Linked DNA regions of Mus musculus: all the other regions are linked to region 1. The links are chromatin loops, found by intact Hi-C in ENCODE. Cell type or tissue: heart. All regions are shown on one strand. Region 1 has its middle 86 kb from the start of A330032P22Rik. Region 2 holds the start of A330032P22Rik (RIKEN cDNA A330032P22 gene). Region 3 has its middle 32 kb from the start of Iyd. Region 4 overlaps Plekhg1 (pleckstrin homology domain containing, family G (with RhoGef domain) member 1). Region 5 overlaps Plekhg1 (pleckstrin homology domain containing, family G (with RhoGef domain) member 1).

The links. Peaks named below come from ENCODE experiments on the same cell type or tissue, not always from the same donor. Only the 100,000 strongest peaks of a DNase experiment are listed, where the experiment ranks them.
Region 2: it touches region 1 in a loop (2.0-fold over the local background); 3 of 42 quality-filtered maps call a loop at or near these places.
Region 3: it touches region 1 in a loop (2.3-fold over the local background); 4 of 42 quality-filtered maps call a loop at or near these places.
Region 4: it touches region 1 in a loop (2.7-fold over the local background); 3 of 42 quality-filtered maps call a loop at or near these places.
Region 5: it touches region 1 in a loop (1.9-fold over the local background); 2 of 42 quality-filtered maps call a loop at or near these places.

The regions. Positions count from the first base shown.
Region 1 is chr10:3,629,224-3,634,223 of GRCm38, reverse strand. No RefSeq gene overlaps it. Among named protein-coding and RNA genes, the nearest start is that of A330032P22Rik, 86 kb to the left of the region's middle. In heart, a CTCF peak has its summit at 3,045; DNase peaks (open chromatin) are centred at 43, 203 and 3,373; H3K27ac peaks cover 472 bases.
Region 2 is chr10:3,715,409-3,720,408 of GRCm38, reverse strand. It overlaps A330032P22Rik (RIKEN cDNA A330032P22 gene), which reads right to left and starts at 2,251. Exons shown (of 4, transcript NR_169108.1): 1 at 2,222-2,251. In heart, CTCF peaks have their summits at 2,327 and 4,619; DNase peaks (open chromatin) are centred at 1,918, 2,258, 4,748 and 4,908; H3K27ac peaks cover 823 bases.
Region 3 is chr10:3,570,121-3,575,120 of GRCm38, reverse strand. No RefSeq gene overlaps it. Among named protein-coding and RNA genes, the nearest start is that of Iyd, 32 kb to the right of the region's middle. In heart, CTCF peaks have their summits at 1,023 and 1,977 (motif pointing left); DNase peaks (open chromatin) are centred at 1,020 and 1,970.
Region 4 is chr10:3,941,009-3,946,008 of GRCm38, reverse strand. Plekhg1 (pleckstrin homology domain containing, family G (with RhoGef domain) member 1) reads right to left here. Exons shown (of 17, transcript NM_001159942.1): 12 at 85-118. Among named protein-coding and RNA genes, the nearest start is that of Mthfd1l, 30 kb to the left of the region's middle. In heart, a CTCF peak has its summit at 1,928 (motif pointing right); a DNase peak (open chromatin) is centred at 4,698; H3K27ac peaks cover 666 bases.
Region 5 is chr10:3,832,038-3,837,037 of GRCm38, reverse strand. The region is part of intron 2 of Plekhg1 (pleckstrin homology domain containing, family G (with RhoGef domain) member 1); the gene reads right to left. Among named protein-coding and RNA genes, the nearest start is that of Gm30164, 75 kb to the right of the region's middle. In heart, a CTCF peak has its summit at 2,773 (motif pointing left); DNase peaks (open chromatin) are centred at 1,247, 2,177 and 4,827.

The DNA.
Region 1 (5,000 bases):
AACTGTGACAGCCACCTCCTCCCTCAAGTCTGAGTAAGAGGGTGTGGGGGAGGTAGGGAGGATGGCTCATGCTTTTCCTCAATGAGGCAGGGGGAGAGAGAAGATGGAAAGAGGAAGGGGGATGGAGAGGGGCAGGGGTTGTGGATCCTATGGGAGGAGGGGGACACTCCAGGCCACCCTTGAAACAAATGTTTCCAGTGACTCTCTCACATAAAAACAACTCTGCCTCCTCCCCTGCAAGAGCCCAACCAGCTGTTTCCACTTCCGTAGCATCTGGTCACTTACTGAAGTGTTTACTAACTTCTCATGCAGAACTTTTTAAATAGAGGAAAACCAGGAGCTTGTCTGTACCAACTAGACAACAGAGATAAGGGAGAATTCAGAGACAAACAACAGAAAAGCAGAATTAAGGCCTGGAATCCAGGCTTGATCAGGACAGCGGATTGATTGCTCTTCGAATCTGTGACTTTCCCAATCATTGAGAGGACTGAGCCCTCTCTATCCCACAGTGATGCTGGATGTAATGGACTACAAGGAGACCAGAGCTGCTCAGGAGCAACCCAGGATGACAGCAGGAACAACATCATGCTCGAAAGCCAACACCTGTGAAGCAAACAGAATCTCTGAGCTTGATCTCCAGCTCTGCCTCCTGGGAACTGTGTGACATGGGGTGAATTACTGACCCTCTCTGAGCCACTGTTTCATCATTTACCAAATGGAAAGAATAGTATTTGCAGTACTAACAATTTAAGCTTATCCCCAACTAGCTTACAAATAAATGAGACTCAAACTATGGTTATTTTATTTGGCGTTGACAACTACAGGGGTCACCTCTAATCTACTCTTCTAACTTCTGGCTTGGCTACCTCCCCAGCAGTGTACCCCAGATACTTGCTGAACCTCCAGACCATGAGCTCATTGTTCCTCTGCCCTCATGGCGGCTTCTTCCTCCTCTTTCTTCCTGGTCTCTCCTCCTCTGACCAGGTCACTCTAAACCCACCCACCTCTAATCCTTCCAGTAATTGGCTGTATCCAATTGTATTTAACCAATAGTTTTAAATCAAGGAACAAAGTTTGTATAACAAAAGCTTGTAATCATGAGAAGTCATTCGTAGACCCAGACGTCCTTGTATAAAAGCATTACAATACATAGCAATAGACCAAACCTCTACAAGTATTAGCTTCATAGGCTTGTTGTGGAGTTAAATAAATTAATATAAAGCACTTTTTTGAAAAATATTGCTTGGCCTTTCCTAAGCATTTCAGCAGCATCTGCTCTCTTTACTATGAGTACATGTAAGTTCTCACAACTACTTTAGAGGGCACAAAGAAATGCTGTTTGTTTAATACAATGAAGAGTTATTAAATCAAATGGACTAACAAACCCACCACCTCAAATGCACAATGTGTTTCTGAAGATTTTCAAACTTACTTTTGGAGAAATACTAAAATGTGTAGTGGCCAATTATTTTATTTGTCCTATTGTGTCTATTATCAGTTCTGTGATACTGTTAACAAGACACCTGAGACCATACACCAGCAGAAAAGAAAGGCTTACCTTGGCTCATTTGTAGACTACAGGAGCAAAGGACATTCACCTTGACTTGAGTTTCTATAGGTGGCATGTCCCTCTACCATGAATGGAATCCTCACCTGCTGAGAGAGAGAGAGAGAGAGAGAGAGAGAGAGAGAGAGAGAGAGAGAAAGAGAGAGAGAGAGAGAGAGCGCGCACAGCATGTAAACTCTTTTTCTTCCCTGTTGTGATTTCAATGTGAAATGTCCCCCATGGTCTCCTGTGTTTACACATGTGGTCCCCAGCTGTCTGGGAAGGTTGTAGAATCTGTAGGTCCTAAAGGCTCTCAACCTTGCTAATGCTGAGACCCTTTAACACAGTTCTTCAGATTGTGATGACCTCCAACCATAAAAGGATTTTGATACTACGTCATAACTGTAATTTTGCTACTGTTATGAAGCATAATATAAATATCTGATGTATAGGATGTCTGATTTGTGACGTCCCTCATCCCTCAGTTGAGTACTACTGCTTTATGTTTATGGCTATGCTTAAAGTTTATGGCTGAGGTATTTATTAATAAATAATTAGTCTCAGAAATGTCATTCCGGAAGCTGGGGCTAGGAAAGGGAAAACAGATTTATTTTTACAGGTGATCATTAACGCTTGCAACGTTTCTGAGACACATAGAACCTTTGACACCTCCATGAGTTGATCCTCCCCTAGCCCCACATGAGGGGGGAGCATCCTTGTGGCTTTTAGCAGAGCCTGGAAATAGCCTGGAAATGGGATGTTAAATGGCTAACATCTTCCAGCCCTGTCTTGTGTGAACATAGAGTCTTCAGGCTTCTTCATCCACCAGTCTCAGCCTTGCTTCACCCCTCTCCTCACATCAGCAGCAAGCACTGTTATCAACTGAATGAGCTTTCAAGGATGCATCCAGGTGTCTGTTATCCGTGGTGCAGATTAGTCCAGCTCATGGCCAACCCCTCAGCTTGCCTGGAGCCTTCTGATCTTCACAATGCCTATGATTAGATAGATGCCTGACTACAATTCCCATTGTTTGACCTCCCAGAGCCAGCCACCCTTGGAAAGAAGACAATTCAAGGGAACAGGGTGTGGAGAGAAGAAAGAGACCCGCACCGCACAAGGTTCTATTATTATTATTTATTATTATTATTGGATATTCTCTTTATTTACATTTCAAATGTTATCCTCTTTCCAGGTCTCGTCCCTGCCAGGTTCTTATCCCCTGGGACAACTAACAAGATTTCCCTCCTTCCTCCCCATGGATAATTGGAATGCAAACACCTTCCTTCCACAGGTCTGTACCCCTTTCAGCTTCGAACCTGATGGACAAAAGAACAGAAAGGTCCATAATACACAAGGCCAACTCTAGGGCTTGTTCAGGGAAAGCCATGTAAATTGGTCTGGGTAACACCAGCTAGTGTGAAATCGAAGCAAGTGACTCATATATTCATTTGCTAACTGTCCTTTGAGTGACTGTCAAATGTGCTTGATACAGAACAGTGACTTTTACCTACCTACAGGGGGCTGGGCCCCTCGCTGTCAGTTTACATTTAGGCAGCATGAGTGGTTCCAGAGAATCCTGATTTCTTATGCATGAACTGCTGACCCCAGCACTGGTGCTGGAGAGGGACAGGAAGGAAGGTGTCCTTCCACTGATTCAGGGACCTCCGGGCAGCGTTTTCCAGCATGTCAGCAGACTCCACATTGCTTTCCTCCCCTCCCTCTTCCGCCCTACCATTAAGCCCTGTCCCTGGAAGCCCTCTGCAGTTGCCAGGAATCACAGACATTAGGAAACAATCCAAAAAAATGGGTGGCTACTTGGCATTCCACAGCCCAGTGGCCACACGTGGGCCTTGGTGTTGACTCTGGGTCATAAGTATGGAGACAGTCTGGTGCTAAGGAAGGAACCTGGGCCAGCAAGAGGACTTCAGTGACTCTGGAACCAAGCAAAGGCTGACAGAGGGGCAGAAAATGTCCAACTGTACTTTTCAGTGGTTCCCTTGCCTATATACTTTAAAGCCATATGTCCCAGAGTTGAGCTGAGGGTTATGGTCACCAGTGTAGCAAATACAACGGGGACAGGGCTTGGGACAAGATCAATTCCCAAGAGTGGCAACAAAACCAGAAGTCCCAGCTGTCAACTTACCTTCTGTAGTGGCTATTCCTGGTTGTCAACTTTGTAATGTATATTTGTAATGAACTACAACCCAGAATTGGAAGGGTCACCGGTGACCCTAATCTAGAGGCTGGGAGATAGAAGTTTCTGACCTGGATCTTGGTATGGAGATCTTGAGGCCTAGTGGCTATGGATTCCAGAAGATTAAGACAGGGAGATCTCAGAGTTCAAGGTCATCTGGGATTAAAGGTGTGGTGGAACACACCTTTAATCTGGGCTACACCTTCTGCTGAAGACCATATAAGGACATTGGAAGAAGGGAGTCGTGCTCTCTCTCCTTCGCCTGCTTTCCGTGTGGTACTGAGTAACTGCTAGATTCTTGGACTTCCATTCACAGCTACTACTGAACCATTGTTGGGAATTGGACTGCAGACTGTAAGTCATCAATAAATTCCTTTACTATATAGAGACTATCCATAAGTTCTGTGACTCTAGAGAACCCTGACCAATATACCTTCCAACTGAAGGTGGCAGGATATAGCTTCTCTCCCCCCCTCTCTCTCCCTCTCTCCACCCCTCCCCCTCTATCTCCCTCCCCTCCCTCCCTCCCTCCCTCCCTCCCTTCTTTCTTTCTTTCTTTCTTTCTTTCTTTCTTTCTTTCTTTCTTTCTTTCTTTCTTTCTTTCTCTCTCTCTTTCTTTCTTTTAAAACTTCATTGAGAATTTCATACAATGCATTTTGATCATATGCAATGTTCTATCAACTCCTTCCTGATCCATCACCATCTCCCTACTGACCAATTCTTTTATGTTCTCTTCAGCACCCATAGAGACAAACTTGTGCCATCTACAGATTCTGGGTCATATGGCCTTATGTAACAAAGGCTACACAAAGAAAACTGACTCTTCCTTTCGAAACAGCTGTAAGACGCCAATAGCTCCTTGGTTAAGAATGGAATATTATAACCACCCTACCACCATGCTGAAGTTTTGTCTGGCTTGGGATTGCATGGCCCTTGAGCATGCTGTCATAACCTCTGTGAATTTATATATGCAACTGTCTTGCTGTGTCCTGAAAATACTCTTTGCTTATTGTCATCCACTGTCTCTGGCTCATGGAGTCTTTGTCATCCTCTCTTCTGCCATGATTCCTGGGTCTTGGAATGAGAGGTGAGCATTCTATTAAGTTCTCTGTTCCTTGACAAGCTGTAAGTCTCTATATTAATCATGGCTTATTGCAAATAGAAGCCCCTCTGATGAGGAGTGAAATGTGCACTAATCTATGGGAATAATTATGAGTCACTAGGAGTCAGTTTAATAATTTATTCACTTAGAAGAATGAT
Region 2 (5,000 bases), 86 kb before region 1:
TGGGAACAGGCCTCTGATTCTTCCCTTTAGCCAGGGATGGGGTGATGTGGAGAGGAGCCTGGGCAAAGGGTGAGGTCTCTAGTTGCACTGTCTAGAAAGAACTGCAGAGCTGCAGGGTGAGGCTCCCAGAGTCTCTGCTCCCTGCTGTGGGAATTAACAGAGCTCTGCCATCACACCTGTGAGACACTCTGGGGTGCTGCTGCCTGTGACTGTCATTTTCTGGCATGACTAATGTAACAATTAAACTTATATTCTCTTAGATCTTCAGGGTTTTCATCGCCTAGAGATAAATATTCCACATGTATCTTCAATATTTTAGTATGGGTTTTAAAGAGAAGCAGGAGTTAAGTGACATTGGTGTCTTGTCATTTGCAAAAGTGGAATAATGGGGACACAATTTTATCTCATGTATGTGTTCTTTCTTTTACAACAGAATTTCTTGATATTGATCTGTGACATCACAGCCTAGAGTCTCTAACCTGAAGACAGCTTCCGTCTTCCTTAGATGGAGAAGTAGGTCTTGGGAAGCCAAGGACTGTCTCACATCCAGAGCCAGGTACCTTTTGCATGTTGTTAGAATATCACAACATGCGACCCACTTGCTGATGAGACATGAGGCTTGGTTCCATGCAGGGATGGGCTGCCTCCTCACTGTACTAGCAAGGTCATGGAAGAAACTGATCCTGAAGATTGTGATCACTCAGAAAGAAATCTTGGAGGAAGGTTGGGATTTGCAGTGTTTCCCTGTTCCTAAGTTATCCTGGGCATTGTAACTTCAGTGGAAATCCTTCCAAAGACATGGTAGAAGAAAAACATCAGCATACCTGTTCTGCCAATATTTCTGAGTTATGCTAATATCCATGTAGTAACCCAAGGGTGGCCTGACAGCCAGTTGGGTCTATCACCTGGAACCCATTTATGAGGACTTTTACCATCTCCATAAATCCAGATCCCAAGGAAATTTATCTTTGTTCTTTACAACAAAGGCAAAAGAATTTCTTTAATATTTGACAATCACCAATATGCCATTTTATTGAAATTTTTTAAAAAAGAAGACAAATTATCAGGGGAAAGCAGCATCCCTTTAGCTCACACTCAGATGAGGGCATCTCAGGTTCAACTAGTCATGCCTCTTTAAGAAGTAGAACTAGTAGTTAGTTTACCAAGAATGAAGGCTTATCTTTAGTGAGGACGACAGGACATTGTATCGGAATGAACTTTCTGTCTCCTATATTATGAGAAGGCATGCTTCATCCTCCAAGTCCATAAGAACATATGACACAGATACATATGTTCAGCTACATAAAGATATAGTAAAGAATTCTGGAATTACATATAGCACGATACTAATAATAGTTGACTCAATGGAGAAGGGAGGGGGATGAGTGGGGAAACACACCTGCAACATAAATATATCATCAAGGGGGCTTCAGCCTTCTTTATATCATGTTCACATTTTACGTAGAGAAGAGTTTGTAATCTCTGACTTATTTCAAGACACTGCTCTATAGGCCCTCCAGTTATTCTCACCCCCAACAAGGAGTACAGCTGAATAATTCAGATTTTGTACGACACATGTATGCATATATGTGTCCTGAACAGAGTTTTATATCAGTAACAAGAGAAAGCAGCCTGCTGAAGCTGGTTATAATTAGAAGCATTATGCTCTGTGTGGAGGCCTTCCACAAATAGGTAACAATACAGTCCCTTCCTCCTCTATGGAGAATGCTGCCCCTAAGTCCGAGTTCTGGCTCTCGATTGAAAGCCATTGTTGCAGGCTCCAGTCTGTCTAGCTTCAGTCCAGATAGGAGGCTAGGAAAGTCCCTCCATCCACTTCGAAGGAGGAGCTGATTCTCAGAACCACAGGAAGAGGAGTCGGGGAGAGAAACGGAAGGAAGCTGGCAACCCCTCTTCCCTGCTCTCAGGCCTTCCTGCTTCCCAAACCCATTCAGCGCAGTCCGAGGTGACCAGCACCCTTCAAGCACCAGCGGAAGGAACTGCCCTCCAATTTCCTGAGGGTTCCGTACCTCCCCAAAGCACAGCATGTCTGTTCTTCTGCCTACTGCGATCCTGCATGTCCTTCAAGGCACAGCTCTGATATCAGAACCAGCGTTTAGCCTCCCTCCATGTTCTTGGCCAGCTGTCACTGTTGTCTGGCCAGTTCCCTTCCCACGTTTAGGTATGATCAAGTGGATCTGAAGAGAAGCGATTGTAAACTCACCGTGCTCAAAGTCCTCATCCCATGTGACACAGATGGGAAGGGCTTGGCTCTGGACACAGAGCCTTGGCATCCTGTTAGATTTTCCTGTGGTGGCCCTAGAGATTGGCTCCCCACCAGGCAGAGCGGAGTGGAGAGTCAGCCTTCCCTGAGTAGCTCTTTGCTGTAGGCTTTCAGGAAAGTCTCTTTGATCTTCAGTGTGGGAAGGAAAGGGGTGGTACTCTTCAGCGAGAGACTATAGTAACAACGATCTACTCCTGGCTTTGTCAGGGTCTCAAGAGAACGAAAATCCTCCTTTGGTCTCCAGCAAGGAGTGGGGGCAGCATCTGTCTGAGAGTGGAGCCTACAGTCCAGGGACCTGGGCTGGAATCCTGGATTCCCTCTTCTACAGGTTGAGATCCCTGAGCTGCTAACTTAAAGGTTCTGGACTCCAGTTTCATCTTCCTATCTAAGAAGCAGGGAAGCAACTGGATCTCCTCAGAGAGCAGCTATGGGGTCCTTAAAGGCAAAGAGCTTTAATTAGCATATGATGCAAGATTGAAGAAATCCCACATTTTTATTAATGTGTTAGTCCAGGTTCTCTAGAGAAATAGAACTTAAAGAATGACTTTGTATGTATGTATGTATGTATGTATGTATGTATGTATGTATCTACCTCTCATTCATCTATTAGCTATCATTCATATATTTATTATGTATTTTTTATCATCCATTATCTATCATTCATATACTTATTATCTACCACAAATCTATTTATCATCTATCTATCTAAGGCATTTATTAGAGTGGCTTACAGGCTGTGGTCCAACTAGTTCAACAATGCTGTCTACCAGCTGAAGGTCCAAGAACCCAGTAGTCGTTCAGTCCAGGAAGCTGGATATCCCAATTGGTTTTTAGTCTATGCCAGAATCCTGAAGAAGTAGGCTCTAATGACAATAAATAGTCTTGTTAGCAAGAACTAGAGCAAGCATACAGAGAGCAAACTTCCTTCTTCCATGTCTTTTAAATACACTGCCAGCAGAAGGTGTGGCCCAGACTAAAGAAGGATCTTCCCTCTCAAAGGTCCAGATTAGAAGTGGGTCTTTCTACTTCAAATAATTTAATTAAGAAAAATACTTTGTCACAAGTATGTCCAGCCATTCGGGTTTTAGTTAGTCCAGATGTAGTCAATTGGACAACCAAGAAGAGCCATCACAACTAGATGAAACAAACAAACAAACAAACAAACAAACCCCTCTGCTGTCTGACTAATAGGTCAGGATGAGGTGTTTTTCAAGGGGTCTTGCTAGGGATCTCCACACCAGACAGACACTGGCTCTGGAGCAGGCATGTTCTCTTAACCCTCAGGAGCTCTTTGAGGCCAGCTGCAGATTTGAGTTGTACCAGCCCTTCTTCCCTGTTCTTTCTTCTTTATATGGTGTGTGTGTGTGTGTCTGTGTATGTGTGTGTGAGTTGAATGATCCTGTTATATGCCAGATGTATACACTCTGACTCATTTTATTGGAAGTTACTGAGAAATGAGTTAAATCAGCAATAGTTTGGAATGCTCTATTTACTTAACTGATACCCTGTAGATACTACTAATTGGATAGATGGAAGTTTAGGAGTAGAAGGCATCAGGCTAGCCCCAAGCCATTCCTCCAGGCACTTGGAACTACCCCACAGAGTGACTCAATACTCCCTATTTGTAAATCCCAGACTTGATGCCGAGATATATGGAACAAACTCATTTTCTGCACCCCATGGAGGAGAATTTGAAAAGCCATTAATGTGACCCATTTCTCACCAATTTTCAGTGAGTTCTATAACATCTTGGAATTTTTAACAAGAATAACATCTTTCTTTTAGTTGTTATTCATAAGCTCAAAGTCGATTTTCAGCGATTTTGACCATTTTCTATTTGGTCTAATTTCACATTTACACCATCATTTGCTACTATCGGAAACAATTTGTTGAGGAACTGGTAAGAAAAGACAAGGACAATATGAACTGAGCAGACTGGGAGGGTGCAGGGCACTAACACTTGTATCATCAGCAGCACCTGTATCCCAGTGATTTTAAGGGGATCCTCAGTGACGAGTTAAGCATAGTCTCTTACCCATTCTGCAGATGGGAAAGTTGGAGTATAAGGGTCATCTGGCTCCCTTTGTGAACTCTGTTGTTATAGAATTTATGTCTGGTTCCTAGTTATACTGCCTTACATTGGAGGAAGTGAAGGTAGAGGGCTTTAGAACCAGAGAAGGTGAGCTGGAGGTGAAGGCAAAAGATGACTGGCATTGGATATGCAGGAACGAAGCCAGCATAGCAGCTGGCCAACTGTCAGTACAGCTACAGCAACCAGCAGCACCCCTCTTTTTGCATGAGCTGAATCTCCTGGGATGCTGTGCCAAAGCCAACTCCTGCTGGAGAGCACGCTCTGTCACAGCTTTTGCTTTCTTCTGGGTCTGCTGCACTGTCCCACTCCTGCTGGGGACACCACTGCTTGTTGGCCTCTGTCCTGGGTCAGTGCACAACCCAGAATGATCTCTGATGACACTGGGAGAGGACATATGACCCATGCTAGTTAGGGGTCAGTGCTCTGTCTGGTGGAGCACAGGTTGTGTCAGAACAATGTGAGCAGGGCTTGCTGGAAAATGCTGACTATCATGGGCCCTGGCAGAGCAGACCCTTCACATGGCAGATAGACATCCCTCAATAGCTCAGCTCTCCCCGTTCCCACACAGCCACCCAGGACTCTGAATGGGCACATGGAGATCCAGGTCATCTGAAACCAACCATGGAC
Region 3 (5,000 bases), 59 kb after region 1:
GTGTTTTCTTATAGGATGTGCAATTTGTAAAGTAAATGTGCCTTGACAGCATATTTCATAGCATCTGGGTCAAAAGAACTGTCAGGAGGAAGGTAGGGCTTAAAAACAAAAGGCGAATAAAGGTTATAAGAATGTTGTAATCACATATAGATATTGATCCCACATATTCAAAAACTAAAGATGTCCTACCACAGAACAGCTATCCAAGTGCCACAAGATTCTTTTTATGTCACAGAGAATGGGCCGGTTAAAAATAAACTCTTTAACCGTATAGTTCTAGAATTAAAGGTCATCTCCAGAGACTGCAGTAATACAGCCATAAATAGCTCCTACAATCCTGTTGACACAATCGAAGGCTGTTTCTCAAACACCATTAAAAAACAAAAACAAAAAAAAAACCAACTCCCCCCCCAAAAAAAACCCCAACCTAGCTCACACCCTTGCTTTGTAATTGGACTCCATTCTTTTTGTTCTTTCTCTGAGCAAACATGGTGCCACAGAGAGTGGAGGAGAACTCAACAATGGGGTCTATTCAGCCCAGTCACCTGGCACCTTGAATTTGCTGTCTTGTCTTCGCCATTGTCTACTCTGGGGGGCTGGTACCACCTCAAGAGGCTTGGGAGAAAGTGTGTGTGTGTGTGTGTGTGTGTGTGTGTGTGTGTGTGTGTGTGTGTGATGTTTGCCTGTGTGCATTTATGTATGCAAGCTGTCTGTCAAGGTCAAAGGTCAACCTCAGATATGTCTCCGCCATCTTGTTTTTTGAAAGAATTTCTCTCACTGGGTCCTGGATGTGTGTAGCCTAATGGGCTACACTAACTGGCCAGTGTGCCTCATCAAGTACTGTAGCAACTGAGCCATCTCCCCAGCCCTCCGTGGGATTTCCTCATGCTTTGCCTCATGAGGTCTCAAAGGCCAATATTTCTGGGGGTAACAGCAGGGACCCAGTGCCCCAATTTTTCAGCTTTCACCAGAAGTCAGAACCTCTTACAAGTTCTCACGGTCTCAGGACAGGCCCCCTGCTGGTCATATGCAGTGACCTCGGGCTAAGTAAATCTATTCTCTTTCCTTTGTTGAAGCTGAACTTGTCTGTCATGAAGCCCTACCACACTTCTTCCCTGGGGTGGATGCTGGTGGATACCACAGATGCACTGGGAGGTGGCCTATGTTAAATGACCATGGGCATAGTCTCACTAAGCTGCTTGGTCCTGTGGGTACAGCCCCTGACTACAAATAAAACTTTTACTTTTGGGGAGAAAAAATTTTCAAAGATGGATAAATAGAATAATTAAGGGCTTTCTGGATGTCTCAGTGGCCTGCTGCCAGGAGTTCGATCCCTGGATCCCACATGGTGGGAAAAAAAAGAAGAAAACCAAAGGTTCTCCTCTGACCTCTGCATGTGTATCTTCATAAATAAACAAATATTAAAACATAATAAATAAAAACATTAAAACAAGTAGTTGTTTCCTTTAGGTCTTTGGATATTTTCTTTTTCTGGGATCTTCCTCAAAGCTGGAGAAGGCATTGCAAAAGACATGAATGACATCCTCATAAGAGATGGAAATTTTATTTGCTGTACAAGAATTTCCTGTATATTAAAGATGAGTGATTTTTCCTATGTATCTCTATGTGTACAGAAGAAAGGAGGCCCTGGGTGCTGATGTAACCATATGGAAGACTAAAGAATGTGTGACAGAGGAATCATGAAAATATTTGAACAGAAAACAAAGAGACATGGCCCTTCTCAGCCTGGCTCCAGTTACGGAATAGTTGACTTTGATGACTAACTGCAACACATCTGTATTTACACGATCTGGAGGGTATAAACTGCCAACACATAGGAAACCTCTGGTGGGGGTAGGAGTGGGGGGTGGATAACAGTCAGCTAAGCTCCTTTAAGTATCTGATGATGTCATCTAGCAAGACTCATTGTCCAAGGTCTGGCTCACATCTGGCAAGACTGTGCCATCTAGTGGTTTCACAATGGCTGCCTCAGATGGGAATTGGATTAGAAGAGCACCTTCCTTGTATTTCCCACCTGCTATAATGAAAGGAGATCGAATCCTCTGCACCCTCATGTGGCGAATTTGTGGCTACTGTCAAGTTTCTTGGCCCAAGCATGGAGGAAGAGCTCATGAGCACCACACGGATGCCAGATTTCAAACTGCTGACTTCATCATGACCAAGTGTCTACTCCACGCCCCAAAGACTACCATGGCTGTGCTCCAAACACCCGATGGCTCTGTAGACTCAGCCGCTGCCCTCCGCAAGGTTGCTTGCTGAGGAGAATTTTGACCCTTTTTAGTATAGATGCCAGGATGTGGTGAAGGTGCTAGGACACACAGGAGAATTCCCCGTCTCACTGGCCATCCTTCAAGAAAGCAGAGACCACCTCTTGCCCTTTTGCTTTCCTTTTCCCCCTCTCTCTCCGTTCCCTTCCCCCTTTCTCTCCACATTCTCATGGCCAGCCTCTACTCTTCTACTTCTCTACTCTCTCTCTGCCTTTCTCTACCTCTACTACCCTCTTGACTCCCCTCCCTATGCCCTGAATAAACTCTATACTAACCAACTAACTGTATACTAACAAACAGAAACAAGAAGAAAGCAGAGACAAATGCTCTCCCACCACCCTGCACTAAACTTCCTAACTGAATGCCTAGTGATGCTTCTGCCTCTCTTTTGCACTGGTTGGAACCATCTCATACTTTGGCCTTTGCTTGGATCTGGGCAGGTCCCTGCTCAGCCATCTCCATCCTCAGTTAGGAGAGGGGAACTCAGGGCCAACCATGATAGTGTAAAAAAGAAGCCAAGAGAAGGAAAACCAGAGAACAAGCCCCAGCCAAGACAGAGTTACAGTGCATCTTACAGGTTGCTTTGAAACAACTGCTCCTTCTAAGAAGATCCACAGAAACGTCAATGCAAAGAATGGTGTGGTAACTAAATGCATAATAAATATAAACAATAGTGAAATAATTGAGGTGGGAAGAAAGCCTAGCTTCACCCAAACCCTTAAGGCTAGCGTATTCCACATCATGTTATTCATGGTGATACTTTTTTCTAATAAAATCACAGACTTAAAGTGCACAGCAATATGATTTTTTAAAGTATAGTCACAAGTCCATGAGGTTATCAGCTCTGATTAATTCTAGAATATTATTACAGCCTCAGGAGAAGTTTTATGTCCATAGCCATCACTTCCCGTTAGCCCCTTCCTGCTGCAGACCTCGGTCACCACAAGTCTACTTTTTGTCTCTATGGACTTGTCCATTCTGACATTTCATATGAATGAAATCAAACAGCACTGATTTGTAGTGCCTGGCTTCCCTCATGGGCTGGTTGCATTATAATTCTTTATTCTTCCAGTGGCTTGACAGTTCCTCATGGTAAGGCTGTTCCAACTTTAGCTGTGTGCTCCTTGGTAGACGGACTCTGGGGTTGTCTCCACTTTCTAACTAAATTTGAATAACCCAGCCATAAATATCGATCTACAGCTTCAGTATAAATATGGTTTCAATTCTCTCAGGTGTATAACTGGGAGAAAAATTATAGGATAGCTTGATAATTGTATGTTTAAGTGTGTTATTTTCCACAGTGGCTGTACCACTTTATGTTTCTAGAGTTGAGAGAAGGGTGCCCAGTGGTAGAATACTTGCTGGTGTATAAGGATCCAGAATTTCACACACACACACACACACACACACACACACACACACACGAGAGCACTCATTATTTAGGTAATTTATTCCATCTATTTTGCATTCTTCCTAGGAATGTACAAAGGGCCTGTCTTAGTTTCTTTTCTATTGCTCTGATGAGACAACAAAGTAACATATAGAAAAGTGTTTAATTGAGCTTATTTTTACAGGGTTAGAGTCCATATAGTAGAGCAAAGACATGGTAGCCAGAATAGCTGAGAATTCACATCTCAAAACACAACAAGGCAGCAGTGGTAAGAGTGGAAGTACTTTCAAACCTCAAAGCCCAGCCCGTGACTCACCTCCTCAAACAAGGCCCCATCTCCTAATCCACCTAAACAGTTGTAACTGAAAGCATTCAAATGTATGGGCCTATGGGAGCCATCCTCATTCAAACCATCATGGGCTTAAGATTTTCATATCTTCACCAATGCCTACTTACAAAACATCTTAATAGTATAAAGTAGTCATTGGTTATATTTTATTTATTTATTCATTTTACATCCCAACTGCAGTTCCACCCTCTTCCCAGTCTCCCTTTTTTATGGCCTTTCCCCAACCCCTCCATCCCCTTCACCTCTGAGAAAGGCAAGGTCCCCTAGGTATCACCTCACCCTGGCACCTCAAGTCATTGTAGGCCTAGGCACATCCTCTCTCACTGAAGCCAGGCATGGCAGTCCAGTTGGAGAAATGGGAGCCACAGACAGCCAACAGAGTCAGGGACAGTTCCCACTCCAGTTATTGGGGACCCACATGAAGACCAAGCTGTACATCTGTTACATATGTGCGGGAGCCAAGGTATTTATACAAGCCCTTGTATGTTTTTTTTTTTTTTGGCTGATTGTCCAGTCTCTAGGAGCCCCAAGGGTCCAGGTTAGTTGGTTCTGTTGCTCTTCTTGTGCAGTTCCTACCCCCTCCAGGTTCCTCGGTCCTTCCCAAAACCCTTCCACAAGACTTTCGGAGCTCTGCCCAACGTTTGGCTGTGGGTGTCTCCGTTTGTTTCAGTCATCTGCAGGGTGGAGAGTGTCAGCAGACAGTTACACTAGGTTCCTGTCTGCAAGCATCACAGAGTATCATTAATAGTGTCAAGGATTGGTTCTTGCTGGTGAGATGAATCTGAAGTTGGGCCTGGCATTGGTTGGCCATTCCCTCAATCTCTGCTCCATCTTTTTCCCTGCACTTCTTGTGGGCAGGACAAATTTTGGATCAAAGATTTTGTGAGTGGGGTTACTGTCCTTATCCTTCTACTGGATGTTCTGCCTGGCTACAGGAGGTGGCCACTTAGGCTTCATATCCCCCCTCCTGAGT
Region 4 (5,000 bases), 310 kb before region 1:
ACAAGAAAAATAAATGAATTAAGTCTGCTTAAAAAAAAAAAAAGAACGCTAAGGAAACAACAACACAAAACAACAACAACTCACGGATGGCGTCCATTTCAAGAATCGCTTGCTTGGCCTGAAACAGAGAAAATGTAAAGACAACTAGTGAACAAGTATGACAGAGATCTACCATACCTAAATAAATGGATGCTAGAAGAAAAACAAAACCCTTACTATTTCTTTTGGGCATTAATACAAAGTTTAGGAGATTCGAAGATTATCCTAGGTACAATACAGCAAAGACTTGATGGTTAGTTTTAACAGTGATTTTGACACAGTTTAGTCTTACTTGGGAAGAGAGTCTCAACACTCAACCCTTTAATACAGTCCTTTATGCTGAGGTGACCACTTCAACCATAATTTTTTTTTGCTACTTCATAACTATAATTTTGCTACTGTTAGAATCATATTGTAAATATCTGGTATGCAGGATATCTGATTTCTGACCCCTGTGAAAGGGTCATTTGACCCCCAAAAGGGTCTCAGCTTACAGGTTGAGAACCTCGGGCATAGATCAAGTTGGCCTGTAGGTGTATCCGGGGGTGGGTATCTTACTTTTGTTAACCTGTATGGGAAGACCATTTGGTATGGGTCACAACCCTGGGGTTGTGTCCTAAACTACACCAGAGGCAGAGAGCTCAGTTGTAGCCCACAGACATTAATTTCTCTCTGCTCTGGACTCTGGATAGAATGTGACTAGTGGCTTCACGTTCCTGCCTTGATGTTCCAGTTAGGATGGAGTGTAACCTGGAACGGTGAGCTGAAATAAACCCGTCCTCCCCAAACTGCTTCTTTCGTCAGGGTATCTCAACAGCAAACGAGATGGTGGTACCCAAGTCTTTATAGAGAGATACATAACTTATACCGAGCTTGTACATGGCTTCCTATAAATTTTAAATTGGCTCTAGATTACTTATAACACCCAACAGTTAGTAAAGGCCTTACAGATAGTTTTATTCTGTATTGTTTAGGCGAGTAAAAACAAAACCAAAAACAACCCAAGCCCACTATGTACAGTTGCAGGTCAATCATTTGTGTCTAATCGCAACCCGTGGGGCAGCTCTCTCACCTCTTGGGATGTGCTCTCTCAGCTATAGGGTGGGACAGCAGGACCTACCTTTCCCAGTACCATTAGCATCAATTGACAGGCACAGCCACAGCCCCTGTCTCTACCCTTCTGGGGAATAGAGCCTGATGCCTTGAGGCTTCCTCTCTCCACACTTAGCATTTCTACCCAGAATGCTTTGTTGTTACTGTGGCCACATGTTGCTAATGCTTGGAAATAGACTGGGTTGTCTTACTCCATCAAGCTAGCAGCTGATGTAGGGGAGAGTCAGCTGAGGGGATGTTCCTTTCTCTCCAACGCTGTTTACGTTTTCCCCAAGGCTACTATAATTTGATCTACATACACTACATTATATTAACTAAAATGATTTTATTTCTAATTTGCTGCAATCTGGTATCATGGAAAAACTACTTGGGCTGAATGGTAATCACGCTTAATTAAAAAAATTAAAAATGGAGGTGCAGACAGGAAAGAAAACATTAACAGTCACTTTAATTTTGAGGAATATAGTCACCTAGTTCGTATACTTATCTTCTTACTATATACTGAGGTTATAGCTGGAGTTAATTTCAAACTCAAATGACAGCTTAATCTCTGGAAAGTGGTTTTCTAGTTCCATTTTAACACTTGACACATGGAAGCACTCCCTTCATCTTTACGCTCAATTAATGTGGCTCAGTTTGCACACTATGAATATAAATGGGGCATGTGACAAGTTCCAAGAAACTCCTTTACAAAGCTATTCCATAAGAAAGCTTAATCCCCTTAAGTCTTACAAATTATTTCAGAAAAGAATTCTTTCCACGTTGTCCACTAGGTGTCAGCCAAGGACCACTCGGGAGCTAGAGGTCTGGGTGGAGGCTGGCAGAATTCAGTGACCCATCGGCCACTGTGTTGACATTACAAGATGGGGTATACACGTTTGTTGTTTAAAGTGCCCCATTAGACATTTGTTTGATTTCACAGAAATAAACACATTTGGAAGGCCTTAAGAAAACAATTGAGTAGTCTTGATGAAAGACCTTTAAAAAAAACCCTTCATTTAATAACCCTACTTAAATAGAGCAAAAGAATTATTTTTAACATTTCAGTGGATAGAGTATATTAAGTCCGCTTTCCTTTCTAGTGGGGAAAATACGGTTTAGAGGTTCCTTGAGGCCAGATGTTTGGGTTTGAATCTGAATTAGGCCATGCACTGGTTGTAAAATGTGGACAGTGGACTTCCTGTTTCTGACTCTTGCTTTTACTTCTCTATCAGAGGAAGAACAGGACCTGTCTCCGAGGTATTTTACTGAGTGTGAAGTAAGAATACAGTATACTTACCACTATGGTTATGTGTTAATACATTAATACGCTGTAAATTAAAATCCATTTTAGATTCTAAGTGGACTAATAACTAGGGTGAAAGGAATAATTTTATTGTGGCGGTTTTAACTGTTTTACACATCAAGGGAGAGCCATCAGGAATATGTAGGATGGAAGGAAGAAGACAGGCAAAGTGAGCGGTCTCATTCGGTAACTAGCCTTTCAGAATCTTGTTAAGCAATTGGATTTTCCCAGGATTCTTGGGACCAGTAGGCGGGGCATATCAATGTCTCATGCAGAAGGGTCCAGCCTGAGTAACCACAGGAGAAGGTGATCGCGGCTCTGCGTGAGTTCCCTTGTATTGCACAGTGGTTGAAAAAGTAAAACTCACACTTGAGCACACACCTCTCTGCACAGATCCTAGAGGCCAGCCTGGATGTCTTTTCAAAACACATATGATCCCAGCACTTAGGAGGCCAAAGCAGGGGGCGTTCCAAGTTCAAGGCTTGCCTGGGTTATATATATAGTGAGACCCTGTCTCAACCAGCCAACCAACCAACCAAAGGCAAAGACAAATCTTTCCTTTCCCAGAATTTCTTCTGATTTTCCCCATCAGTACCACTCTATGACCCTGATGTCACTTCCTGTTCTACTTCTCTCCTCCTGGTCCCATCACAGACATCCCACCATCCTCACAGATGGCCATTCACACCCAACCCTTTTAGACTTTTGCTACGTCATCTCTAATAACTGTTTCCTCTACTCCACAGCAGCATGGTAAAGCCATCCCAGAACATGCACACACCAGCGTTGCCCTGCTTCTCAGGTAGGGTACCAGGGACCATCCTCAACTTCAGATTTCAGGTTTCCCACTGAACCAGCTGACTTCTGCAAGTCTCTTTCCCCTGTTCAGCCTGGAATCATAGTCACTGCAGCTACAGGCTCATGAGTGTGCAATGTTCTCTGTTCCCCAGCTCCACCTGTCCCCTCCCTGCAGAGGAACTCCTGTATGCCATGCTCCCTTAGGGCAGTTGTTAAGTGGTTTGTTATGACGCCATCAAACTGATTCACACAGCAGTCCCACAGCCCCAGTCAGGTCTTTGGCGTCTTCCAGATGGGACCTGAGTCACCTCCAGTGACAGGATCGTCTTCCTTTGCATCGAATCTGACTCTCTCCATTTTCAAGGACAAACCCTCTTCCTGTGTCGTCACTCACAGTAGTGTCTCTGATCCTTTATGATTTCCTAATTCTCCTCAGTTCCCCGCCAGACTCTTTCCAAGGCTCCTCTCTACCATCCCTGTGCTTACGGGCCCCATTCCTTCCACCTCCCTTGACAAACTGCTCTTCTGCATCCTGTTGCATCCTGCCTCTTAGTCTCCCCAGACAACTCAGAAACCTATATTGTGTTTTCCACCCAGATAGTGAGCTTTGCTTTGATGAGTTTTCTCTAAACTGCATCTTTTTGAACTTTGGGGGTGGGGCAGTCGGTACCAGTCTGTTCTCTAATTTCTTTCAACCCATTGCAAAAATCCCAGTTGTCGAACCCACACTCTGCATCTGTTTTGCCCTCTCAAGGTGGAGGTTCTTCTGTCCCCTCCTTCCTCACCAGCTGTCCCTTCCTGCTCTTTACTGGGTTTCTGCTGTTCTCTCTGGTCTTCCAGGTGCCCCTCCCCCAGCAGGTGACTTGCTGAGATTCCTAAGACTCCTCTTTTTTTCCCTAATAATTTTTTTAAAATTCACTTTACATCTCGATCGAAGCCCCTCCCCCTCCCCCTTGCTTCCCCACATTACAAGCCCCTTCCCCCATTACCCCTCCCAGTCTCCTCAGAGCAAGGGGCAACCTTGTTTCCTTTATACATTCTTGTGGGCCTTAGCCCTGTCAAGCCTTAGGGCCTCAGTCACTGCCTCTCCTAATCCTGGGCTGCCAGAACCTGAATTTCCACCTCCATTCACCGGCCAGATGCTCCTCCACTCCCATCTAACCAGTTAGGCCACCTCTGTGAGCCAGTCTGGCTAACTCCCAACCCAGAGGTCTTCCCGCAACTCAAGCACAATGTCAGAGGTGACTTCTGTTCCCTTTGCCTGGGTGACCTGCTTTGCATCTGCGCCTTGTGTTCTGCTCCCTAGACTACTTCCCCAGCCGCATTCCTGCCCCATTTCCTGGTCCTCCTGTCCCAACACCAGCTGTGTTTGGCAAACAGGGTGTCACTTGTGTTTTTGTGACTTTGTTGTCTCAGCCTAGTTCCGCCCTTCCCCCTCCCCAACTTCAGAAGGACATTCCTCACCCTTCAAGAAAGCAGGAGGTATTTTCCTTCCTGCCCTTACTGGCTAGACCTGAACACTTTGTCCTTTTGCCACCCCCCCACCCCACCCCCCCTCCCCGGGGCCACCTGGCTTTCAACGCTATTGTTTCCCCATGGCCGACAAACAGATCTGGGTTAGGCGGGCAGCTGGCTCTCTGCTGGTAAATTCCTTTCCCGCCAAACTGGGCTTGGTTTTCCACTGTTCCCACGGGACCCAACACAGGGGGATGGGGGTAGGGAATGGGGGGTGGCAGTGATTCCCAGTAGTTTAGTTTCTATTCTC
Region 5 (5,000 bases), 200 kb before region 1:
CCACCTGTGTATACTAATACATCACAGCATCCTGATTTGACCATTATATACCACCTGTGCATATTAATACATCACAGTGCCTGATTTGACCATTCTATACTACCTGTGTATATTAATACATATATCACAGCAGCCTGATTTGACCATTATATACTACCCACGTGTATTAGTACGTCACATACACCAATAAATAAATAAATAAATAAATATATATATATAATTATGTATTTAAAAATTTAAATATCTTCACATACTCATTTAAAAAACCTCCACCCCTGATGTGTTTTGTTCCCTCACAGGCTCTGAATACTGTCACAGAAAGTTAGGAAATTTTGCCAGGAGAGTTTGGGACAAGAGAGAAAAGGCTGGCCTTAGAACATGGGAACTTGCATTGGGGCTTGCTTGACCAGTAAGGAGCTCCGGAGGCTCCTCCTCTAAGCTCTGCTTCCTAGGCTGAGAGACAAAGCAGCAAAGGCAGGTGCTTAGCCTTTGTACCACCATGACTCACATTCGTGTTCCTAATGAGTCCCCTTTAGCAGGTTACAATGTGGCCTGGCCTTAGAGCTTCTTCTACCTTCTGGATATCTGGCTGAAACAGTTTCTCTCTTACAACAAAAACTTTCTCTCTTACAATAAATATATGTAGACTATTTAAAAGTAGTTTTGTTTTTGTTTCTTAAAGACAGGGTCTCCTATAGTCCAAACTGGCATCCAACTGGCTGAAGATGAACTTCTGTCCTACTTTCCAAGCACAAGGATAACAGGGAGGCCCTACCATGCTTGGTTAATGTGATGTCAGGGATTAGAATCCAAGGCTTCCTGTGTGCTAGTGGAGCTACATTTGCAACCCTGGTCCGAGTCTTCTTGCAAATACTTAACCGAAGAAACATGGGCCAAAGTCACTGTCACAGCTATACAAATGACAGCATTTAGCTTTTATACCTCTGTAAATTGGTAGTTAAATAGAACCAGATGGTCCACACCAGTGCAGGAGGATGGGGGTTAGTAGCAGTTCAGACAAGGATCTTGAATTTGAGGCAAGCCTGGGCTAGCTAGCAACTTCAAGAGACCTGTTCTAAAACAAAACGAGAAGAGGAGCTATGTAGATCAAGAGCGTACCATATCTAGGAAAAACATCTGGAAATCCTTCGCTTTCAACACGTGCCGGGATGAAAGAGTCATTCCATTTACTGCTTAGGAAGCGCTGGACTCAGGGTCAGATAGAAGCCATTCAAGGGGCAGCCGGCCAGCTCTGGAAGCTCCAGGGAGCTTGTTGCTTTTGGGTGCCAACTCGCTTACGCAGCTGGCTCTGAGTCTCTCCATAGGTCGGCCAGCAAGACCAGAGAGTTCTAAGTAAGCATCTTTAGAAGTTCAAGGTCTAGACAGAATAGAATGAGGTCAGGTATTTATCTCAAAAAACTTTTTTTTTTTTTTTTTTTGTGGTGAACATGCATTTCAGAAAGAACCACAAGAACCTTTTGAACCAGGTTAACACGAGGCTTGCATCTCCGTCATCCGCTCTATTGTTGCCCCAGAACAATAGTAATGAAATGGAAAATGAATATAGATAGTGGGAAAATCAGGAGCTAAGCACTTTGTCCATTTCCCATATCAGAATGGCGACGGAATAGAATCTAGGCTAAAAGATGCCAGAAGCCAGTACCATACCTTCTCGCTCAAACCTCTGAACACAGTTCCACTTTCAAATGGAAGCTTTTGAAGAAAACGAACATAGGAATAAATAGCTTTTGCTTTGTGCCCTGTGAAGGTCTCTAGGTCTTTGATGAGGAAAAGGAATACATTGCCCCTTGAGTAAGCTATCCAAAATTTATATAAGCTAAGAAAAAAAAAAAAAAAACCAGACTGTAGAGCTGTTACTTGTAAGCCAGTAAGCTTGTGTCTATCTCCCTGAATCCCTTCATAAAAAGTTACCCAGTCACATCAAAGTGTTAACCACATACCGTGAATCCGAATCCCACCTTGTCTCTGTGGGGCGGCTGGCTTCAATTCTGCTCTTCTAGGGGAGCTCCGATTCCTCCACCCTCTGACCAGTGTGCCCACCATGGTGGTCGACAACATGTTCCTATGGTCTTGCTGGGGTGAAGGGCAGCCTCCTTGGCTGCCACCGGCAGGCAGGAGGATCATGTCCTCCTGGGAGGTGCTCCACCCAAGGGAGACAGGCCTGGGCAGTTCCTCCCACCTCTGTCCTCCACCCACATCCGCATCTTGCCTGTGTCATGAGACCTCTCTCAGGAGGCTCAGGGAAAGTATGGGAGAGGAGACAAGAAACAGCAGACAATAGCAAAACTTAAAAATGAGACTGAGGGACAGAGGCAAGCAAATAGAAGCACCTATCTCTATGTATGATATGGAATTACTTTTGATTTTTTTTTTTCCCTTAGGACTAAAGACATTTTCAGCATTGAAAAATGGCTGTGAGAGAGGTGAGGTGGAGTCTACCAGTTTGCCTCAGACTATCTTTCTCTGCCATACTGGGTATGAGATTTCTTTATCTCACTTCCGGGGGACCATCCTTCCCCCGCAACAGACCTGGTTTACAACCTGAGTGTTTACTTTAAGCATTATATTGGTCTTTTAGGATGGAGGGGTTAAGAGACTTAGCAGTTCACAGCCATGTATATTCTCAAAGCCTTTTCGAAGATGAGCTTATTGCAATGGAGGGATCATCTTCTTTTATGAGCTGGCTGGTGGCCTCTTTAAGAGTACTGAGACCATACTAATACCCCATGCTGACATAGGTGCCCCCTACTGGACAATATGTGAGGTGCACACAGGTGAGAACAAAATCTGCATTAAGCTGGGGGTAGGGGAGAACTAGGTAAGTAGTTCAGAAGATAGGTAAACTACACAAATCTCTTGACTTGACCACAAGGTTTTAATTATTGCTTTTTATTTATTTGTTTGTTTAAAGGCAGTATTTCCATAACCACATATCAGTGTTTTAAGGGTACTCACTTTACATATGCCATTTCCATACTTAGTTAGCTTAGTACTACTTTGACTCTCACCCAATCCTGTCCTATTGTCTTTCACTATAGTCACTACCACATGCTAATTCTTGCTGTGCCATTTCTGTGTAATCCTTTCAAAATGTCATGAAATGTTGGCATCTGTTGTAGAGAACGGAGGTAGAAATGGAGGATGGGAATTTATAATAGTATGCAAACGAGAAGCTCTGGGGTCTATTCACACCACACCTTGACCCCAGGGTTAGATCAGGTCCCATGGTGGGGTAGAAAGGGCATTTGATAGGAAGTATGGTTCCTGGACCTCCCGCGGTCCTCCTGTGGCAGTAAGCATCTCCATTCCTTTTTGGAATGGTGTTTCCTTGGACTATGGGTAGCTCTGGTCACAGAGTACTGAGCTGAGCTATGGTGGGCTCAGAGAGAGCTACTTATAGGGCAATGCTACCTCTCTTACAGGGAAAAGGGCGATGAGGTTTCCACAGATCTCAGTTCCTACCACACCCAGACTCACAGAGACAGGCTTAACCTGCCTTCAGATGGGGCTACTCCCTGCACAAGTATGGTGGCCTCCAGAGAAGGATGGCATTAGAGCCAGGATGGGCACTGGTGGAGGCCCTGAGGCATGGTCCAGTGTCTCATTAGGAGAGGATAAGGAGGCAGAAATATGGCTGTGTGTTACCTGGAGACATATCTCTTTGTGACCCCCGTATCCAACTGTAATGGACAGAATAGGCTGCGAAAGGAGCTGTTAGCATCACAGGAGAGACTCTGTCCATATACAGAGAAGTCATCTTTGCCGTGCTGAGGGTGAGTGGAAGAGACAAGAGCAGAGCTAAAAGCGAAGGTAGGTAGTAAGCCCAGAGAGCATGACTAACTCCCTCCTAGGAGCCTCCTCTCTAATCATTCCTGCTGCTATATCATTGAGAGCTGGGCTCCAAAGGGCATAGAATACATAGGGCTTGTGGTTAAAGCTGTTTTTAAAAAGCACAGCAAATGGCTCAAATTCAGACATTCTGATCCCTGCAGAGCCACTGTTGACAGCCACCAGAGGGGACGGAGAAGTTCATGAGGAGGGCAACTAATGAGGCCAGAGGATGTGGCAAGTACAATTCTCTAACCTCCACCCACCCTCCTGTGCTCTTGTCACCAGGAGACAGGTGAATCACAGTCCGTCAGAAACACTAAACCGTGCTTGCTCACTGTTAACTGTTGTTACGTTTGCTCTGCCTTAATCAACCGGCTCTTCCCCAGCCTCACTGGGCCTCAGAAAGACTTCACGGGCTTCTCAGGACTTTCCCCAAGGGGCTCCTTCTAGACAATGTTTGACACAGGGCCAGGAGGCCCACAATATCTTCAAGGTGTTAGGACCCATCGTCTTTATCAGTGTTTGCTCCCGCATAGTACATCTAGTTAGCACATGCTATGCTGTGTGAAGTGACTCCATTCCATGGTCCAACGTGCATGGACACAGAGCTTATGTCTCTCTACGCCCATCCTTTATCTCTCTAGGACCCTTGCTTGCTTCCACTTTAGGTGTTACCCCAGCAGCAGGTGCTATCTGTTAGCATCACTTATCTTTGCTCTGCTCCACAGGCCCTTGTCATTCCCATGGTTCTCTTGCTTGTGATGTTTTAGCCCAGAACACACTTTGTCAACATTGTCCCACCTCTTCCAGCCCCACACAGAACGATACTCTTGATACCACTGAGAAGGGTCCCATAGGTACAGTCGCTCAGCGCTTAGCAGGATGCTGGCCTATGCTTGCTGGCGGCAGCAAATAGACCCTCAGTATCCATAGCCTCCCCCACAGGAAGCTGAGCAATGACCATGACTGCTGTGAGAAACAGGGACAGGAAGAGGAAGAAGAGTAATGTCCTGCCCACGAGGTCAACTCCACCCTTCCCAGTCCATACAAAGGTACTTCCTTAAACAGGTCACCCTGCAGCAGAGCTGAGTTCTACCAAAATATACGGTGAGGACATGAGATCATGCTCCCCCCAGAGCTGACTTTTT